Linked DNA regions of Homo sapiens: region 2 is linked to region 1. The links are chromatin loops, found by intact Hi-C in ENCODE. Cell type or tissue: Calu3. All regions are shown on one strand. Links, peaks and the distances in the headings refer to the core of each region. The heading gives the core; the rest is flanking DNA. Region 1 has its middle 7.5 kb from the start of EIF1B. Region 2 has its middle 140 kb from the start of MYRIP.

Region 1 (2,925 bases), core at 228-2,727:
CCTACAGACATTTTTCATGCAAAAAGCAATGACATATAGATAGGCACCATTCGTTCAAGGCACAAAAGAAGCTTAAAGCCCCCACAGGGAATCTAATTGATCTCAGGCCTCATGCTCAGGCTTCAACTGCAGCTCCCTGTTCTAGTCTAGAGGGTTTTGAAGGCCTGAGGTCTATAGAATGGTCCAGAAGGAGGCTAGCTTTAACCCCAGAGTTTGTCTCCATGTGTCCTTTACCCATTCTTACCAGGGTGCCAGACCCCAGACCCCACATCCCGAGTCCACTGGCAAGGAACAACATACTGTCTGGAAAGTAGAGAGAGAACTTTTTAAAAATGTTTATTTATTTATTCATTTGTTTATTTTTGAGATGGAGTTTCACTCTTGTTGCCCAGGCTGGAGTGCAATGGCATGATCTCAGCCCACCACAACCTCCACCTCCTGGGTTCAAGTGATTCTCCTGCCTCAGCCTCCCGTGTAGCTGGGATTACAGGCATGCACCACCACGCCCGGCTAATTTTGTATTTTTAGTAGAAACGGGGTTTCTCCATGTTGGTCAGGCTGGTCTCGAATCCCAGCCTCAGGTGATCCGCCCACCTCTGCCTCCCAAAGTACTGGGATTACAAGCGTGAGTCACCGCACCTGGCGTTTTTATTTTTAAATTTATTTTTCCCTTTTAATTTTAGTTGACATGTAATATACATGTTTGTGGGATACAAAGTGATATTGCGATACATGTACACAATATAAAATCAAATCAGGGCGATTAGCATATCCATCACTTCAGACATTTATCATTTCCTTGTATTGTGAGTATTTTAAATCCTCTTTTCTAGGTTATCCATGTCAGCCTAAATTTTGTGGGGAAGACATCACCAGACAAGGATTTGGTAGAAGGTATAATTCCTTGAAGTAAGAAAAGGCCAACCTGGGCGCGGTGGCTCACACCTGTAATCCCAGCATTTTGGGAAGCTGAAGCAGGTGGATCATCTGAGGTCAGGAGTTCCAGACCAGCCTGGCCACCATGGTGAAACACCATCTCTATTAAAAATACAAAAATTAGCCAGGTGTGGTGGCACACTCAGGAAGCTGGGGCAAGCGAATCAGTTAAACCAGGGAGGCGGAGGTTGTAGTGAGCCGAGATCACATCACTGTACCCAGCCTGGGCGACAGAGCAAGACTGTGTCTCAAAATTAAAGTTAAAAAAAAAAAGAAAAAAGAAAAAGAAAAGGCCCACCCCCATAAACATCCACTCTTAGTGCATCACTGCCATTGACTTGTTAAAAAACGCAGAAAAGCTTAGCCCAATACTAGCATCAGGAAGAATAGTAAATGAGTGGCCAGACACACTGAATGGGAACCAGTAACAGCCCACTTGGTAGATGAAGTATGTCGAAACGAAATATAGGGTACCCAGTGAATGATGCTATTACAGAAGAAATTGAAGGGGGACGGATTTCTGTAAGTATGCAGTCCTTTATCACCCCCTTGTGGCCACTTAAACAACTGGAAGGCTCCTAGCAGTTTACATGCATTATAAAGGTTTAAGTTGCAGTCATCATTAAAGCACCAGCTGACAGGTTTGATTTTGTCATCACTCAAATGTGATCCAGAAATTAATCTAGCCAAACATTTATTATTACAATTCATATAAATCAATTGCCATTTTTCTTTACCTGGGAGAGACAACAATGTTTTCATGGTCTTGCCCTGGGGATATATAAAGCACCTCAGCTACTATCTACCACGGTGCTGTTAGAAGGAATTTAATTTAAATGTAAACAGAGACTTCTGTTTACAGCCTCCAGGGAATGAATGATTAAGCTAGAAAACAATCAAGACTCCTAAATTGTCGCTTGTTGAGAAACACAGTCTGGAATTTGCATACACACACCCTAAATATTCAGTGCTCTCAATCTAAACCACTGTCTTAGGCCAATACAGAAGTTAATGTGCCTTTCACTTATGAGGTTGCCTAAAGGCTTTAGTCTGGGAAAAGCAGCGACAGGATTCCTTAAAACTCCTTAATGCCATTCCAGTAGACCTGAAGAACCCAGAACAGGACTCATTTGGAAAACTAATCATTAGGAACGTACTCACTTGCAGAGCATCTGGCAGATCTCACCTGCACAGGTAGGGGAGGGCTAATGAGAGCTCAGTAGTAACCTGGAAATGGTGCTCTAGGGATTTGGTCCCACAGGAATCAACAGCAGCATCACCAGATGGGCCTCTGGTTAGAGATCCCCACAAGAGGTGTTAAGAGGTATAACTTAGGAAACTATCTCTTTAACAACAGATCCTTTGGGCCTTTTTACATTTTTATCAAGCATTGCCCCTCATTTTCTCACTTCTCTTACATTAATAATAAAAATAGCTAATTCCTTTTCAACACTTATATTGTAGGTCCTGCTCTGAGAATTCTACATGCATCAGCTCATATAATTCTTTTCACAGACATCATGACCCGGCATAGATTCCCTGGCTTACCATCACAATCACACCCCTTGCAAATATCATCTCCCCTTGATCCTTTCTCCTTTTTTTTTTTTTTAATTCATTTGACAAAACCCCAATCCAATCCTTGTTCAACCTAACTATCTGCTCCACAACAGCACATAACACCTGGAGATAGCTGGGGGGTGGGGGGGTGGGGTAGGGAAGATGGCTTTTCTTTCTTCCTTTCCCTTTACCAGTCCCCCCTCCATCCTCCACTAAGCAAGGTGAAGGCTTGGTCTTATCCGTCATTGAGATATTTGACCGTCTTCATTTTTCCACCTCCAAATCTACCCTTTGGAGGCAATGTTGCATACTCTGTCTTCTTTCCCATACAAGGCATGAAGTACACTTGCTCCACCCATCAAAACAAACCCCTCCATTTGTGTCCTGGGTACCATCTCCTCTTCTCCATAAAATACCACTGTAATTATC
Region 2 (2,925 bases), core at 299-2,798, 650 kb before region 1:
ATAATAGCAGAATTGTTTTAACAACTCAAATGTCCATTAAAAGCAAATGCCATTATGGTATGTGTCATAGAAAAATATATAGCATGGCCGCGGTGGCTCACACCTGTAATCCCAGCACTTTGGGAGGCCAAGGCGGGTGGATCTTGAGGTCAGGAAATCGAGACCATCCTGGCCAACATGGTGAAACCACATCTCTACTAAAAATACAAAAATTAGCTGGGCGTGGTGGCGGGTGCCTGAAATCCCAGCTGCTCCGGAGGCTGAGGGAAGAGAATCGCTTGAACCAGGGAGCTGGAGGTTGCAGTGAACGGATATCGTGCCACTGCACTCCAACCTGGGCGACAGAGCAAGACTCCATCTCAAAAAAAAATAATAAGAAAGAAAGAAAAAGAAAAATATGTAGCAAAACTGTGTTTTATTTACATTAAATTATACTTAGGTGACTATTAGGTTTCACCTTTTATATGTATTATAATTATTGTTACTACGCTGTTATATTAGAACTTATTGTTGCTATCTTAATTTATACATGTTATTGATAAGTTTTCAATATTTTATATGTATTTATATTATCCTGACAGGGAGATATGTGCTTTCTCTAGCAAAGACAGGTTATTACTTATTCACAGCTGTAACCACCTCAATTTCATTTTTTCCCAGATTCTTCCCCTCAGGGTGATGTGGTAAGAGTTAGATGTCATTCTCTACATACTGGGATCTGTATATAAGTAAAGAACCCACAAAATATAAATCTTGGGTTTATATAGGAGAGAGACAGCTTTTCCCTCTTCTCTCTGAGAAGGAATTGATCTCAAATGTAAATAAAGGAAAGCATCCTCCAAAGTTGGGAGGAAAAGAAAATGTATCCAAAGAGTTTTTACTATTTGGAAGGTAAGTAAATGTTTTCAGGGGGAAGATAAGACAAGTATCTCTGAATTACAACCCCTGTGATATCTTCATGCTCCTGAGTTTCATTGCCTTTCTGAAATATAACACATACCTCCCAGGTTGTAAATCTCCACTTAATGATCATTTAAACTCCAAGGTTTTAACCCAGGTCTTAGTAAAAATTTCCCAGAAAGCCCTGACCATGCATAAAGATAAACATAATCACTTCTTGAAAAAATTTACTACACTTTATTTCAGTGTAATTTTAAATTTCCCCTCATTTACATTGGCTAGATATTACTTTCTTCTGGGAAGTAGGTATATAATTTTTAATTATTCTTAAGGTTTACTATAATTTATTAAGACCCATATTCATGGTTTTTTTCTACCAGTTTTTGAGGATTATCAATACCAAATCTCCCATCTGAACCAGATGAAACCTCAGCCTTCTCACTTTCTTCTTGTCTATTCTTTGATCTGCCATGTTGACATCACCTGTAGTTTTAACTCAAAATTTTTTGTGTATCCATTTGACATAGTATGTTAATATATTCTTTACTCGTCTTAGCCTGGGTTTCTGGAAAGCACAGTCTGAGGCAGACGTTTGTGTTCTCTTTCTTCAGTACACCAGGGGGCAGTAGTGAACGTAAAGCATAGTGAGGCAAGAAAAGAGAGATGATACAATAAAGCATCACCGAATTGGCCGTTGCTTGGCACTAAACATGACAAATTATTCATCCTCATGTGCCTTTATTGTGATAATCCATATAAAAGCTATTTTAGGATAGTGTATCTGGAGAATGAAGGAAAAATTATTTATGCACTGGCTCCTATCTCCCACCGGTCCAAGATTTGTCTCAGTGGCCATAAATTTTCTGCACTTTTGAATTGGCATGTGTTGGTACTGAGCATGGCCTGTGATGTTTCATGCTTTAGTGTCAACACGAAAGTTTTGGGGCAGGAAGCAGCAAGTGATAGTGTGGGCATAAGCTAGGACTTTGTGGCTTGACTTTTGCCTGCAAGAAGTTTTAAAAGTCCACCTAAAGTTGATGTCTACAGAGGCAACAGGAACTGGAACAAGTGGCTAATTCCCCTGAAGACAGATGAGGCCAAGGGATTCTGAAGTGGTACATAGGAAGCATCTGATATAGTTTATCCTTCTCAGATATTTGGTAATCTCCCATTATATCTGGCCACCCTTAAATACAAGAGGAAAAAGGTGTCCACACTGCCTTCCTTTGAGGGGAAGTAGAAGTCCAAACTTCAGAGAGTCCCCTTGAGATTGAAGCGAGTCGGAATCTCTGGAAAGATTTAAGGCAAGAGGGTTAGTGAAACAAGTTATCACTTCTGTTGTGGCAAGTGGTCCAGACGTCATGATTTATATTATTCATCACTCCCCTCCTCTACCACTCAGTTTAGACTTTCCTAGCAGACAGCATTTGGAGTGATCTCAGTTGCTTGTCTGATGGGGTTATTTCAACTTTTATCTCAGAAGAGTCTCAACCCTTAGCTGTTTTTCTATTGTCAGATCATGGTTGTGACACTTAGACTGTGCTTTTTCACAACTGTCCATTTGCTACTATCACCAGATAATAATGGAAACATCAAGAGATGTCCCAGTATTCCAGTTATCTATTGTTGTGTAACATACTATCCCAAAACTTAATGGTTTAAAACAACATTACCTTTATTTTGGCACATTTATCTGTGGATCAAAAATTTTGTCAGAGTTAAGCTCAGAAATTCTTCTTTTCTATGTGATATCAACTAAAGTCACTTGGTGGTCTTCAGCTGGTGGCTGAGCTTGTTTTGAGGGTCTAAGACAGCCTCACTCAAGAATGGTGACTTGCTGGGGACATCTGAAATGCTCAGCTCCATTGGGCCATTCTTTTTCTCCATGTTGTTTCAGGGCCTCTTTATATGATCTCTAGCAGGGTAGTAGGGCTTCTTAGATGGAGGCTCAGGCTCTAAGAACCAGTGTTCCAAGAAGCCAACTCAGAAGCTACAAGGCTTTTTATGACCTACTCTTGAAAGTCA

What was found. Hi-C counts contacts between places; a loop is a spot of excess contacts. Peaks named below come from ENCODE experiments on the same cell type or tissue, not always from the same donor. Only the 100,000 strongest peaks of a DNase experiment are listed, where the experiment ranks them.
Region 2: a loop joins it to region 1, with 18 times the contacts of the local background. A loop is called at or near these places in 5 of 110 quality-filtered maps.

Annotation. Positions count from the first base shown.
Region 1 is chr3:40,315,769-40,318,693 of GRCh38, forward strand. No RefSeq gene overlaps it. Among named protein-coding and RNA genes, the nearest start is that of EIF1B, 7.5 kb to the left of the region's middle. In Calu3, for the core only: a CTCF peak has its summit at 1,464 (motif pointing left); a DNase peak (open chromatin) is centred at 1,483.
Region 2 is chr3:39,667,096-39,670,020 of GRCh38, forward strand. No RefSeq gene overlaps it. Among named protein-coding and RNA genes, the nearest start is that of MYRIP, 140 kb to the right of the region's middle. In Calu3, for the core only: a CTCF peak has its summit at 1,519 (motif pointing right); no DNase peak of the experiment used is centred there.